Linked DNA regions of Mus musculus: region 1 is linked to region 2. A link is a loop called in an ENCODE intact Hi-C map of the cell type or tissue named here. Cell type or tissue: left cerebral cortex. All regions are shown on one strand.

Region 1 (8,000 bases), 450 kb after region 2:
ACACGGAGTCATCTGCTCAATATTCTAACCACTGTCAGCTCAAACACCTGTACTTGAGAGGAGTCCTTTAAACTGCTTTTAATGTCATGTCTATCAAATTTTCCTTAAAGAGTGTTGCAGACACCATGAATACCATGGAATTGGAAGATTGTTGAATGGGGGGCTCTTGGCTCAGTCTCCTTGTGCCTTTCCTGATTCAATTTGTGCAGTTCACAAGAGTCAATTTCTTTGACAATGACATCTTCATTGCTACCCTAAAGGACTTCTGTATCACAATGCCAAACTGAGCCCTCTGACCATATAATTGTACCCAGCTCCTATAGAGCCTGTGATGATTGGACTTAGGGAGATTTCCCCACCTATGTATTGAAGTCATAAGCACACTCATTATTTATAATCTGCTTAAGTCATTTTTTGTAGTTGAACTTTGGCTACTTTGTGAGTTCTTTTCCCTTCCACTCTTGTTTGTTTGTTTGTTTGTTTGTTTGTTTGTTTGTTTGTTTGTTTGTTTGAGACCGGGTTTCTCTGTATAACCCTGGCTGTCCTGAAATTCACTTTGGAGACCAGGCTCTCCTCGAACTCTTAAATCTGCCTGCCTCAGCCTCCCACCACACCTGTCTTCCCTTCCACTCTTATCCAATCTTCCTACCCTCTAACCCTCTAACATAGGAGAGAAAAAAGGCTATAGGTGCTGATGTTCTCAGCAGATGACTTCCTGCTGATTAGGGATGTTGAGTTCTTTGGGGCCAGTTTGATATTTACCATCAGACCATCTAACTTCTTCTTGTTGTTGTTTCTTCTTTGTGCATGACTATTTAAGAAACTGTGACACACAGCAGCTAACCAACAACACATCCCTCCCTTGGCGTCTATCATTTATATACATTCTGCGTAGTTCCTAGAATTCTAAACATCACAGAATAGTCTAAATGATCTACGGCTTGAAAATGATGACCCTTCTAGAGTAAGAGGCAACTAATAATCTGCTGATGTGACCAATCATTATTAGCATCATATCACATACCTGGGGTTAAAACAGAAACATATCGCCATAATTTTCTGTGTTTTTAAAGAAATCAATATTCTCACAATTAATCTCCATTGTGACTAATGTCTGCTATGAATGTAGTTAGCATTTTTCTATGACCTTTGCCCTGGCTTCAGTAAATAGAAAGGATGTGCCTTCTGAGTTCTAAGAAATGAATGTCTATGGACTATAGTTTTGAGTATTGCTATATGTGACGGCAACACAATGTTCTGCAATGGAATCAGAGCAGTGTCTGACATTGATGAAGAACACAATGTGGCATGAGGTTAAGCGTCCTGTAGAGTGAGGAAAAGAGTTCTACATTTCAAATGTAGTTTCTGTCAAGACTGACTTGAAAAAAATTGCAGGATAAAATCTCAGCCCTAAAATGACAAATAGAATTAGAGGAAGAAGATCAGGACTTATTTAATCAGCTACAAGAATTAAAGAGCAGAAAGTTGTCTCAGAAGTGTGAAGCCACATGAAAAAATCCCCCAGGTCCTTGCATTCCTCAACACAGAGTCCAAAGACAGACCCTGCCCTCTGGCTTTGGAGAGGCTGAGGCATTCCCTGTATTAGAGATCACAGATGCTCAAGTGGTTACTTGGAGACATCACACAAGTTTCAATTCCCAAACCATTAAAGAATTAAAAAAATGCAGTGTCACTGTATGGTGTCACTGCTCCTTTTACTCTTGCAATCCTGGAACTGATATTCTGATTTTCTGGTTTTATTCATTGACTGATGACAACAGCAGGGAGGATTTTTGGTAATGCAGAGGCTGGGGTAGACTATGTGAAACAGATTAAGTTTGAAAATGTCAATCCTGCCTGCCAAGCAGCCATTAGACCCTACAGAAAGAAGACATGCCTCACTGGGTACATCTTACTCTGTTCTAACAAAGGGACCTCTTAACAACAGGGCTCAGCTATGGTGGCTCCCATGAAAGCCACTGATTGATAGCCATACAATCAGTAAGAGACTTCTTGGAAAGTAGAGACAAAAAGGCCTGTTTTAAGTGTGGCAAGCCTAGACATTTTGCAAAAGATTGCAGGGTAGGAAACCAGTCACCTCTGAGATGGCCCAGGAATCAGCCTGAGCTATGTATGGGTTCCAAACTCGGAAAACAATGGGCTAATAAGTGTAGATCCAAGACAGAAAAACAAGGGAAGACCCTTTTTCCTAATAAGGGAAATGGGAGCAGGGGCCAGCCCCAGGCCCCGAACCAACACAAGCCCAAACAGGTTTATGGGGTGGTCAGCTTCTTGCCAGCAAGCAACAACAACCCCTTTAAGAACTTAATCTAGCTACCCCAGAAATGGCAGGACTGGACCTCAGTTCCACCATCCACACAGTACCAACCACATCAATGGGATCTCAGTCCCTACCCACTGAAGCGTTGGACTGCTCTATTCAAATGTGTTTGGCCTGAGAGTAGGATTAAGCAGTGCTACCATGCAGGGACTACAGATTTTCCTGGTGTTATAGACAATGATTATCAAGGAGAGATTAAGGTAATGGCCAAGACAATATATAATATAGTCACCATCCCCACAAGAAGAAGGATTGCTCAACTATTGTTACTTCCATTGCTTCTTAGTAATCACAAATATGAGTCCTAAGAGAGGAGATCAAGGCTTTGGTTCCTCTGATGCATACTGAGTGCAACCTATAAATAACAAAAACCTGTGATGACAATATGGCTTGATAGAAAGGCATTCAGAGGCTTGGTTGATAAAGGGGCCAATGTGACTATTATAAACCAAAGTGATTGTCCCTCTACCTGGCCTCTGACACCAACCTTGAAAAATCTAAGGATTATTGGTCAAAGTCAAAATCCACAACAGAGTTCTAAGGTGCAGAAGTGAAAAGATAAAGAAGGAAATACGGGAAATATACAACCATATGTTATCCTTGGCCTTCTCATTAATCTCTGGGAAAGAGATCTGTTATCCCAGTTAGCATGTGTACCCACCATGATGTAATCATGGCTCAGATGAAAACTCTAGGTTTTCCCCAGGGAAAGGTTTAGGAAAAAAATGAAGATGGGATTACCTATCCCATTGAGGCCCATGGCAACACTGGAAAGATCAAGCTTGGAGTATTTTTGATGGGAGCTGTTGATTCATCTGCACCCTCATGGCATTGTGCCGATCCCATCACCTGGAAGGGAGACTCGCCCATCTGGGTGGATCAGTGGACCCTCACCACCAAAAAATTACAAGCTGCCCAATTACTAGTGCAGGAGCAAATATAGGCAGGGCATTTGGAACAGAGTAACTCTCCCTGGAATAACCCAATATTTGTCATCAAAAAAAAAAAAAATCAGGAAAGTGGAGATTGTTACAGGACTTGAGGGCTGTTAATGTGACAATGACCCTGATGGAAGCCTTGTAACCTCGGATGCCCACACCTGTGCCAATAACTTTGGGCTACTATAAAATAGTTATGGATTTAAAAGATTATTTCTTTACCATCCTCTTGCATCTTGAAGACAGAAAGTGCTTTGCTTTTAGTGTTCCTGCTGTAAACTTTAGAGGACCTATGAAAAGACATCAGTGGAAGGTATTACCTCTGGGTATGGCTAATAGCCCTACCTTGTGCCAAAAATTTGTGACCTCCAACATAGATGATGTTAGAACCATGTGGAAATAAATCTACGTGATTCATTACGTGGATCATATCTTAATAGCAGGAAAAGATGGAAGTCAGGTATTCCAGTGTTTTGATGATCCTAAAACAGCTTTTCAGACTGCAGGGTTACAAATAGCTACAGAACCCTTCCGGTCCACTCCAGCACCGGAGTTCCTTGCCCTCGGAGTCTCTGGACACCCGCAAGGACCCACACAGGATCCCCCATGGGATCTTAAGACCTCTGGTGAGTGGAACACAGCGTCTGCTCCAATCCAATCATGTGGGAACTGAGACTGCATTAACTAGGGAAGCAGATAACCCAACCTGATCAGGGGCACAAGTCCTATCCGGTTCACTCCAGCACCGGGGTTCCTTGCCCGCGGAGTCTCCAGACACCCTCAAGGACCCACACAGGATCCCCCATGGGATCTTAAGACCTCTGGTGAGTGGAACACAACTTCTGCCAGGAGGCAGATTCGAACACCAGATATCTGGACACCTTCCCTGCAAGAGGAGAGCTTGCCTGCAGAGAGTACTCTGACCATTGAAACTAAGGAGAGAGATAGTTTCCCAGGTATACTGATAGAGGCTAACATAATCACCTGAGGAACAGGCTCTAACCAGAGACAACTATAACAACTAGCTTCAGAGAATACCAGATGGTGAAAGGCAAACGTAAGAATCCTACTAACAGAAATCAAGACCACTCACCATCACATAAGTGGTTGCTCACAGTCAGCTATTGGATGGATCACAGGGCCCCCAATGGAGGAGCTAGAGAAAATATCCAATGAGCTAAAGAGATCTGCAACTCTGTAGGTGCAACAACATTATGAACAAACCAGTACCCTGGAGCTCTTGACTCTAGCTGCATATGTATCAAAAGATGGCCTAGTCGGCCATCGCTGGAAAGAGAGGCCCATTGGACATGCAAACTTTATATGCCCCAGTACAGGGGAACGTCAGGGCCAAAAAGTGGGAATGGGTGGGTAGGGGAGTGGGGGGGGGGGTATGGGGGACTTTTGGGATAGCATTGGAAATGTAACTAAGGAAAATACGTAATAAAAAATATTAAAAAAAAAAAGAAAAGAAATAGCTACAGAATAGGTACAGTTACAAGATCCCTATACTTGTTTAGGATTTCAGATTATTGGCCCACATATTATTTATTATTAATGGCCACTTTTAGAACTGATTCCCTTGAAATGCTTAATGATTTTCAAAAACTATTGGGAGATATCAATTCGATATGTCCATATTTAAAACTTATTAGAGAAGATTTGAAGCCTCAGTTTGCTATTTTCAAGGGAGATGCTGACCCTAAGTCTGACCAGACCCTAACAGAGGAGGGTCAGAAAGTTTGCAGAAGATTGAAAGTGCTATTTCATCCCAATTTGTAACTCATATTAATTATTCTAAGCCTTTATATTTTCTGATTTTTAACACCAAATTTATTCCTACTGCAGAGTTTTTTGTTTTTTTGTTTTTGTTGTTTTTTTTTTTGTTATTTTTTGTTTTTTATTTTATTTTATTTGGCAAACAGCACACATATTTTGGGCTCATCTTTTCTCATATCCTAAGAAGGTCCTTTATTCATACTATGTGGCTGTAGCTGATATTATTATATTAGGCAGAGATAATAGTCAGAAATATTTGGAAAAGTCTGTGATGCCATAGTGCAACCCTATATAAGGCATCAGGTTGATTGGCTTATGCAAAATTCTGAACTTTGGCCTATCACATGTGCCTCCTTTGCTGGACAGCTTGATAATCATTATCTGCCAGACAAATTGGTTCAGTTTTGTAATCGCCATGAATTCATTTTTCCATCTTGCACCACACATGCACCTATAGAAGAAGCAGTGCTAGTTTTCCCTGATGTTTCCTCATCAGGAACAGCTGTTTATGCCTTTAATGGTCAAGTAATCTCCTTTGCTACATCGTCAATGTCAGACCAATTGGTTGAATTGCATGCTGTTATTGCTGTGTTCCAAGCGTTTCTGAATCAAGCCATTAATAATTACACAGATGCTCATATTTAGCTCAGTCTGCCCCTCTGCTAGAAATAGCTGTGCAAATAAAATATTCCCCAGAAGCAGCTGATCTCTTTTTAAAGTGCCAACAATTAATTTTGAGGAGAAAGTATAAATTTTTATAGGACATCTGAGAGCCCACAACAGACTACCAGGTTCCATCTCTGAGGAAAATACCAAAGCAGATCTAGCCACTCATGTAACTTTGGTGACTTCATCAGATCCACCAGCTAACCTGGATAAGACCATAAGAGTCCATGAGTTATATCACTTCAATTCCCAAACATTGAAGATCATGTTTAAAATTACCAGAGAACAAGCTAGGTAAATTGTCAAATAATATCAGTCATGTGTTGTTACACCTTTACCTCATTTGGGTGTAAATCCAACGGGCCTAATACCAAACAGCCTCTGGCAAATGGATGTTACTCGTTATAATGAATTTGGAAACCAAAAATATATACATGTATATGTAGATACATACATTGGTTTCATTTATGTGACATTACAAACTGGAGAAGCAGGCAAACATGTAATCACTTGTGCTTGCTACATACACTGTATTGGGTGTGCCTAAACAGATAAAGACTGACAATGGTCCACATTATACAAGCTCAAGTTTCTTCCAATTTTCTAAGAAATTGACAATGCTACATAAAACAGGTATTCTCTATAATCCACAGGGCCAAAGTATGGTAGAAAGGGCACATCAAACCATTAAACATCAATTTAGAAAAAAAGGGGAGGAATGGTACCCTACCAAGGGATCCCCCAGAAATATCCTTCATCACACACTCTTTATTTTAAATTTTTTAACTTTCGATTCTGAATGAAAATCTGTGGCAGATTGGTTTTGGCATCCTGATATCAAAAAGAATTTTGCAACAGTCCTCTGGAAAGACCCAAAAACCAGAACCTAGATTGGGCCAGACCCAGTGCTTATCTGAGGAAGAGGTTCTGTCTGCATATATTCCCAAACAGCAGATGCCACATGCTGGCAGCAAGAGAAACTGATTTAAACAAATATACAATAATAACAGATCCAGGGATGATAAGCCCCCTGAGAACCCTGTTTCTTCTTTGCAGGGAACATGAAGATTCTCTACATCCCAATGCTGCTACTGTTCCTCACAATTGCCTTTAAACAGGAATGGATCAACCAGAATATGCTATATAACCTGACTTGGAAAGTCCTCAGTGCTAAAGGAGACATCATCACCAGCACCTACAAGGTGGCTCAACTGGACTCTTGGTTCCCCGATTTATAATTTAGTGAGGTCCATGTCTTTGACTGCATAAAGTGGGGTCAATACTTTGATATCACTAGGTTTATCTGTGCCCTGCAGAAAAAGCTCTAAGAGAAAATGTAGAGGCCCTGGCTCAGCATACTGTGCTGGATGGTACTGTGTATCCACAGGCCACATTTGGTGGTCCCCACCTATTATCCACAGAAAAAAAATAGAATTTGTGTTGAAAACTCTCTGGCCATTCAGGGATATTCCTCCTGTAATGCAGGAAAATGAAGATACCCAGCCTACTTGTTCTCTTGTCTCCAGGGCCCATAGTGTTCAAGAAACTGATGGCTTTTGTATAACAGCAGATAGATGCTATTCAAATGAAACTCATACAGGTCTGTTATCATAGGCTAGCAGTAGGGAAAATAAGATATCTGTCAACAAGACAAACTAGGAGTAGCTCCTAACTTACATGTTAAGCCAGATAGTCAATGACGGGTAAAGAAACACCTCAAGACCCCTGCCCCTAATTTGGAAGCCTTACCAACCTAAGATAGGAGCTTAAACAAAAACGAGTTATTGAGTGTCCAGATATGGGAAAGGGAGACTTAGGGTCCAATTTAAGACAGGCACAGTTTCCGTAAAGTTTCCCAGTCTTCTCTTAAAAATAAAAAATAAAAAGGGGGACCTGTTGGGAGTTGACTCTTAGCAGAAAGCAGCTGTCATCTCTGCAGCCATCTTGGGCTATTTACTTACAAGTTGGTACTTTTCCACACTGATGAGAGACTTGTTTTCCTAGCATGATGTTTTTGCAAGCAGCCCACCACAGCTGAGCACATTCTGATAACATCTTGTGTTTCTCAGACACATTCTGGACTTGTGGTTAAGTGTCTCAAGCTGCACTCCCTAGCTTGTGCTTAAATACCCATAGTTGTCTTTCAATAAATGAGACTTGATCAAGCAGCCTATCTTGTCTCCATTCTTTGAGTCTCTAGCCCCTCTATTCCTACTCTCTCCCTTGCAGACTCCATTGTCTGACCCAAGGGCGGAGTCATAAAACAAAGTGACTAC
Region 2 (8,000 bases):
TGTTGGAGGCCACAAATTTTTGACACAAGGTAGGGCTATTAGCCATACCCAGAGGTAATACCTTCCACTGATATCTTTTCATAGGTCCTCTAAAGTTTACAGCAGGAACACTAAAGGCAAAGCACTTTCTGTCTTCAAGATACAAGAGGATGGTAAAGAAACAATCTTTTAAATCCATAACTATTTTATAGTAGACCAAAGGTATTGGCACAGGTGTGGGCATCCGAGGTTACAAGGCTTCCATCAGGATCGTTGTCACATTAACAGCCCTCAAGTCTTGTAACAATCTCTACTTTCCTGATTTTTTTCTTGATGACAAATATTGGATTATTCCAGGGAGAGTTACTCTGTTCCAAATGTCCTGCCTATATTTGCTCCTGCACTAGTAATTGGGCAGCTTGTAATTTTTTGGTGGTGAGGGTCCACTGATCCACTCAGATGGGCGAGTCTCCCTTCCAGGTGATGAGATCGGCACAATGCCATGAGGGTGCAGATGAATCAAGAGCTCCCATCAAAAATACTCCAAGCTTCATCTTCCTAGTGTTGCCATGGGCCTCAATGGGATAGGTAATCCCATCTTCATTTTTTTCCTAAACCTTTCCCTGGGGAAAACCTAGAGTTTTCATCTGAGCCATGATTACATCATGGTGGGTACACATGCTTACTGCGATAACAGATCTCTTTCCCAGAGATTAATGAGAAGGCCAAGGATAACATATGGTTGTATATTTCCTGTATTTCCTTCTTTATCTTTTCACTTCAGCACCTTAGAACTCTGTTGTGGATTTTGACTTTGACCAACAACCCTTAGATTTTTCAAGGTTGGTGTCAGAGGCCAGGTAGAGGGAAAATCACTTTGTTTTATAATAGTCACATTGGCCCCTTTATCAACCAAGCCTCTGAATGCCTTTCTATCAAGCCATATTGTCAGAACAGGTTTTTGTTATTTATAGGTTGCACTCAGTATGCATCAGAGGAACCAAAGCCTTGAACTCCTCTCTTAGGACTCATATTTGCGATTACTAAGAAGCAATGGAAGTAACAATAGTTGAGCAATCCTTCTTCTTGTGGGGATGGTGACTATATTATATATTGTCTTGGCCATCACCTTAATCTCTCCTTGATAATCACTGTCTATAACACCAGGAAAATCTGTAGTCCCTGCATGGTAGCACTGCTTAATCCTACTCTCAGGCCAAACACATTTGAATAGAGCAGTCCAATGCTTCAGTGGGTAGGGACTGAGATCCCATTGATGTGGTTGGTACTGTGTGGATGGTGGAACTGAGGTCCAGTCCTGCCGTTTCTGGGGTAGCTAGATTAAGTTCTTAAAGGGGTTGTTGTTGCTTGCTGGCAAGAAGCTGACCACCCCATAAACCTGTTTGGGCTTGTGTTGGTTCGGGGCCTGGGGCTGGCCCCTGCTCCCATTTCCCTTATTAGGAAAAAGGGTCTTCCCTTGTTTTTCTGTCTTGGATCTACACTTATTAGCCCAATGTTTTCCGAGTTTGGAACCCATACATAGCTCAGGCTGATTCCTGGGCCATCTCAGAGGTGACTGGTTTCCTACCCTGGAATCTTTTGCAAAAATGTCTAGGCTTGCCACACTTAAAACAGGCCTTTTTGTCTCTACTTTCCAAGAAGTCTCTTACTGAGTGTATGGCTATCAATCAGTGGCTTTCATGGGAGCCACCATAGCTGAGCCCTGCTGTTAAGAGGTCCCTTTGTTAGAACAGAGTAAGATGTACCCAGTGAGGCATGTCTTCTTTCTGTAGGGTCTAATGGCTGCTTGGCAGGCAGGATTGACATTTTCGAACATAAGCTGTTTCACATAATCTACCCTAGCCTCTGCATTACCAAAAATCCTCCCTGCTGTTGTCATCAGTCAATGAATAAAACCAGAAAATCAGAATATCAGTTCCAGGATTGCAAGAGTAAAAGGAGCAGTGACACCATACAGTGACACTGCATTTTTTAATTCTTTAATGGTTTGGGAATTGAAACTTGTGTGATGTCTCCAAGTAACCACTTGAGCATCTGTGATCTCTAATACAGGGAATGCCTCAGCCTCTCCCTCATCTGGTTGGTCTGTATCTCAACCAAAGCCAGAGGGCAGGGTCTGTCTTTGGACTCTGTTGAGGAATGCAAGGACCTGGGGGATTTTTTCATGTGGCTTCACACTTCTGAGACAACTTTCTGCTCTTTAATTCTTGTAGCTGATTAAATAAGTCCTGATGTTCTTCCTCTAATTCCATTTGTCATTTTAGGGCTGAGATTTTATCCTGCAATATTTTTTCAAGTCAGTCTTGACAGAAACTACATTTGAAATGTAGAACTCTTTTCCTCACTCTACAGGACACTTAACCTCATGCCACATTGTGTTCCTCATCAATGTCAGACACTGGTCGGATTCCATTGCAGAACATTGTGTTGCCGTCACATATAGCAATACTCAAAACTATAGTCCATAGACATTCATTTCTTAGAACTCAGAAGGCACATCCTTTCTATTTACTGACAGCCAGGGCAAAGGTCATAGAAAAATGCTAACTACATTCATAGCAGACATTAGTCACAATGGAGATTAATTGTGAGAATATTGATTTCTTTAAAAACACAGAAAATTATGGCAATATGTTTCTGTTTTAACCCCAGGTATGTGATATCATGCTATTAATGATTGGTCACATCAGCATATTATTGGTTGCCTCTTATTCTAGAAGGGTCATCATTTTGCAAGCCATAGATCATTTGGACTATTCTGTGATGTTTAGAATTCTAGGAACTACGCAGAATGTATATAAATGATAGACACCAAGAGAGGGACGGGTTGTTGGTTAGCTGCTGTGTGTCACAGTTTCTTAAATAGTCATGCACAAAGAAGGAACAACAAGAAGAAGAAGTTAGATGTTTTAATGGTAAATATCAAACTGGCCCCAAGGAACTCAACATCCCTAATCAGCAGGAAGTCATCTGCTGAGAACATCAGCACCTATAGCCTTTTTTCTCTCCTATATTAGAGGGTAGGAAGATTGGATAAGAGTGGAAGGGAAGAAGGGCATGGTGGGAGGCAGAGGCAGGGCGGATTTCTGAGTTCGAGGCCAGCCTGGTCTACAAAGTGAATTTCAGGACAGCCAGGGTTATACAGAGAAACCCTGCCTCAAAAAACAAACAAACAAACAAACAAACAAACAAACAAATAGACAGACAAAAAAGAGTGGAAGGGAAAAGAACTCACAAAGTAGCCAAAGTTCAGCTACACAAAATGACTTGAGCAGATTATAAATAATGAGTGTGCTTATGACTTCAATACATAGGTGGGGAAATCTCCCTAAGTCCAATCATCACAGGCTCTATAGGAGCTGGGTACAATTATATGGTCAGAGGGCTCAGTTTGGCATTGTGATACAGAAGTCCTTTAGGGTAGCAATGAAGATGTCATTGTCAAAGAAATTGACTCTTGTGAACTGCACAAATTGAATCAGGAAAGGCACAAGGAGACTGAGTCAAGAACCCCCATTCAACAATCTTCTAATTCCATGGTATTCATGGTGTCTACAATACTCTTTAAGGAAAATTTGATAGACATGACATTAAAAGCAGTTTAAAGGTCTCCTCTCAAGTACAGGTGTTTGAGCTGACAGTGGTTAGAATATTGAGCAGATGACTCTGTGTATGAATGTAAAAGCTTGATGAGAGGGCTCAAAATGATCTCTAAGGGGGTCCTCGGGTACCTAGGGAAAGAACAAGAGATTAGTTTTCACATGGCAATGTGATTGACCTACTCCCACTCTTCAGTGACAATCAGGCACCCAGAGGTGCCCATTAAGATAAATGGGCCCTCAAGAAAATGGAATATGGGACCCATATGACCATAGTTCATGGTGCCTTCTGTGGTGTCATTTACTCGTTATCACAGCCTGTGCAGCAATTCATTCTTCACACCAATCCCTGAATCTCAAACCCAGTTTTTGAAGTTTCCCATACTCAGCTCATTCAAAGGCTCAAAAATAAGCATTTTACTTATAGGGATCAGCACAGATTGTGGCCTGTCCTTCCAGATCTGGGCCACTGTACAGATGTAAGTACTCCCAATGCCATGCCCTCTTCTCTTTTCTATTTCTTCCCATTAGATTGCATAAGGAGTCCTGTGCTATCTTGTTTCTACATTGTCAATGAATCAATTGACATGTCCTCATGGAGGTGAGGGACTTACCTGATCTGAACAATCGTGACAGGTTCCTATTCTCAGAAGCTCGAGGCAGTCCCTCTGGATACAAAGTCCTGACTATGGTTAAAGTACCTTTAACCAGGGGCCAGGCCTAACATCAGAACATTAGCCCTACAGATGGTTTTGTGTAGCTTCCCTAGGTTCCCCAGAAGTTAGGGTTGTTAGGGAAAAGATCAGCCAGCACAGTAGGTAGAAAAGGAAATTGTGGCTGGGTGGTGAGCATGATGTGATAGCCCATACATTTAATTCCATCACTCTGGAAGCAGAAGTAGGCGAATCCATGTGTCCCTGTGTCTTTGAGGCAAACCATATGGACATAGGAAATTCTAGACTATCCAGGACTTTGTTGGGGTAAAAAAATTGTTGGCTCCAATGACTCTTTTGTAATCATTTCTCTTGTCACCCCTTTGCATCTGTACCACCATCACAAAAGCTCATCAGAGTTGAATTTTCCCATCTTATTTAATCTTCCATGAAACTTCTTTCTCGATACTCATTAAACTAAAGCTCCATGGAAGAAGAGACAAACAAACATCCTAAAACCTGCAAGTATATCGGGGGACCATCTATGGATTCACAGAGTTCATTTATTTAATTTTAATTTCAATTTTGTTTTTGGCTTTTTGTTTTCAAGACCGAGTTTCTCTGTGTGACCCTGGACATCCCAGAACTCACTCTGTAGACCAGTCAGGCACAACTTACTCTGTAGACCAGTTTGGACAAGAACTCAAATATCTATGTGGTTCTACCAACCCAACCCCACCCTGAGTGTTGGGTTTAAAGGCCTGTGCCATCACTGTCAGGCTCACTTATTCTTTTTAATTTTATATTTAATTGCTTATTTCTGCACTTGGCTTCATATTTGATTTTGCAATAGAGTCTTACTCTGTAGATAATCTCGATTTGGACTCTCCTGGTTTGTCTTCCCAGAAAGAAGGATAACTATTATGAACCAACATAGAGCTGCCTAAATTTTATTCATGTATGCCCCTTATTGATCTGTGTATGATCCAGCCCAGTGTGTAATCTGCACCTGACAGTAATCAAAAGTATGAAAACTCAGACAACAAAGCTGAAACTATTTTATCAGATCTATAACCCTGTTCTGAAGTTCACAGCTGAGCTGGGCACTCTGTCAGTCAGAAGCTGTAGCAGCTCTGAGGAGGCTGAGGAGGGAGGATGATAAAGGATCAGTTCAAAGTCACCCTCAGCTACACAGCAAGCTTGAGAACAGCCTTCCTTGATGAACATCATTTATTCTAATCTTATGTAAAACTACACCAAGACAAATAGAGATGGTTTTCTAGTTTGTGTTTGTATGTTTTTGTTTTTAAATTTTTAGTGGTTATTTTATTTATTTACATTTCAAATGTTATCCCCCTTCCTGGTTTCCCCTTCACAAATCCCCTACCCCACCCCTCCCTCCTGCTTCTAAGAGGGTGTTCCTCCACCTACCCGCCTCTTGCCTCACCACCCTAGCATTCACCTATGCTGGAGCATAGAGCCTTGACAAGACCAAGGGTGTCACCTCCCATTGATACCAAGTCCATCCTCTGCTATATATGCAGCTGGAGCCATGGGACACTCTGGTGTATTCTTTGGTGAGTTGTTTAGTCCCTAGGAGCTTTTGGGAGACATTGAGGGTATCAGGTTAGTTGATATTGTTCTTCCTATGAAGTTGAAACCTCTCCAGCTCCTTCAGTCCTTCCCCCAATTCCTCCATTGAATTCCCAGTGTCAGTCTGATGGATAACTTCAAGTATTTGCACCTGTATTGGTAAGGCTCTGGCAGAGCCTCTCAGGAGACAGCTATATCAGGTATGCACTTCTTGCATCAGCAATAGAGTCTGGGTTTGGTGGTTGCTTATGGGATGGATCCCCAGGGGGGACAATCTTGGATGACCTTTCTTTCAGTCTCTGCTAAAGTCTTTGTCCCTGTATTTCCTTTAGACTGAACAAATTCTGGGTTAATATTATTGAGATGGGTAAGTGGCCCCAACCTTTAACCAGGGGCCAGGCCTAACATCAGAACATTAGCCCTACAGATGGTTTTGTGTAGCTTCCCTAGGTTCCCCAGAAGTTAGGGTTGTTAGGGAAAAGATCAGCCAGCACAGTAGGTAGAAAAGGAAATTGTGGCTGGGTGGTGAGCATGATGTGATAGCCCATACATTTAATTCCATCACTCTGGAAGCAGAAGTAGGCGAATCCATGTGTCCCTGTGTCTTTGAGGCAAACCATATGGACATAGGAAATTCTAGACTATCCAGGACTTTGTTGGGGTAAAAAAAAAAAAAATCCAAAATAACCCTAATGGCACTACATCAAAGACTTTCCTTGGAGGTCTTTTGGGGTTCAGGAATTCTTAGAGGCATAACAAATTTTCAGCAGCCACATGATGGCTCCCAGCTCCAGTTCTAGGGCTCTTCTAGGCTTCACAGCCTCCAGGCATTCATGTGGTACAGAGTGCATGCATGGTGAATTTCAGGTCAGTCAGGGATACATAACAAGTTTGTCACAAAATCAAGAAAATATTCCATTCATCTAAAAGTCTGAATCAAGATCATAACATATCAAGTGTATACACACTTAGCTACCAGAAATTGGCTGTAGGGAGTGTTGAGATCCTCCAACACCCCATGCAGCCTAGATATGTTGCTCAGGCTAGCTTAAAACTTCTTGGCTCAAGAAGTGACCTGACCCTCCAACCTTAGTTGAGCTGAATTCTTGGTAGCATCACCAAGAGCCTCATTTGGGACAAAGTGAACAGAAGAGTCTCAATGAAGTGAGCAACTCAACAGATGGGACAAAGAGCTTTCTATGCAAACCAGGCCAAGTATGACTTTAAGCTCCCAGACAGTGTCTTCTCTGGCTCTGTTTTAACACCTTACTACTCAGGCCTCCCCATTCACATCTGTGACTCTAAATGCAAACTGCTACTAGCTGATTAGACATTTGAGTGTCACCCAGCAATCGTCTTAAGGAGGTTTGTTTTTCCTTGTATTAAGTAATTTAAAGGGAAACTAAATTTCAAGGGTAAAATGCAAATGAATGTCAAAACGTTTGGGAAATCAGGCCACAAACACTGACATGTCCCAGTGAGTGAGCACTGCCTTAGGCCTTAGGGAAGAAAAAGACAGAACAAAGGATTTAGTCTATTTACCTAGACTTAAAAGTAAAACCAAACCAAGCCAAACTAAACCTAAATCAAAAACACTGGACATGGTGGTACTGGCCTGTAATCCTAATAATTGGGATTCAAAAGCTAGAGGAGTAGAATTTTAATGACAGCCTGAGCTACATATTGAGAGGCCAGCCTGTGTTATATGAAACCCTGTATCAAATACAGAACCAAGTATATGGCTTAGCAGGTAAAGACACTTTATGCTAAGCATGATTACTGAAGTTGGACTCACATGGTTAAAAAATTAAATTAAATTAAATTAAAAATATCACACACACAAACACACTCACACACCCAATCACACCAAAACAACAGCATCAATAACAACAGAAACACAAACCCAACCACTTCTCTTAAATAGAAATAAGGACTGAAAAAATTTCTTAGTGGTTAAAAGCACAATTTGCTCTTCCAAGAGGACCCAGATTAAGTTTCTACCACTCACATGGCTGCTCACAAATTTCTATAACTCTGATTCTAATAGAATTGACTCTCGCTTGTGCAGAAACAAATATATCACATAGAGATACATAGATGCAGGCAAAACACATAAAAAAGTGAAATAAATCTAAATAATAATTGCCGCAGACCC

What was found. Peaks named below come from ENCODE experiments on the same cell type or tissue, not always from the same donor. Only the 100,000 strongest peaks of a DNase experiment are listed, where the experiment ranks them.
Region 1: a loop joins it to region 2, with 9 times the contacts of the local background. A loop is called at or near these places in 9 of 42 quality-filtered maps.

The regions. Positions count from the first base shown.
Region 1 is chr4:143,771,271-143,779,270 of GRCm38, reverse strand. No RefSeq gene overlaps it. Among named protein-coding and RNA genes, the nearest start is that of Pramel25, 14 kb to the left of the region's middle. In left cerebral cortex, no CTCF peak of the experiment used is centred here; no DNase peak of the experiment used is centred here.
Region 2 is chr4:144,220,031-144,228,030 of GRCm38, reverse strand. No RefSeq gene overlaps it. Among named protein-coding and RNA genes, the nearest start is that of Pramel29, 11 kb to the right of the region's middle. In left cerebral cortex, no CTCF peak of the experiment used is centred here; no DNase peak of the experiment used is centred here.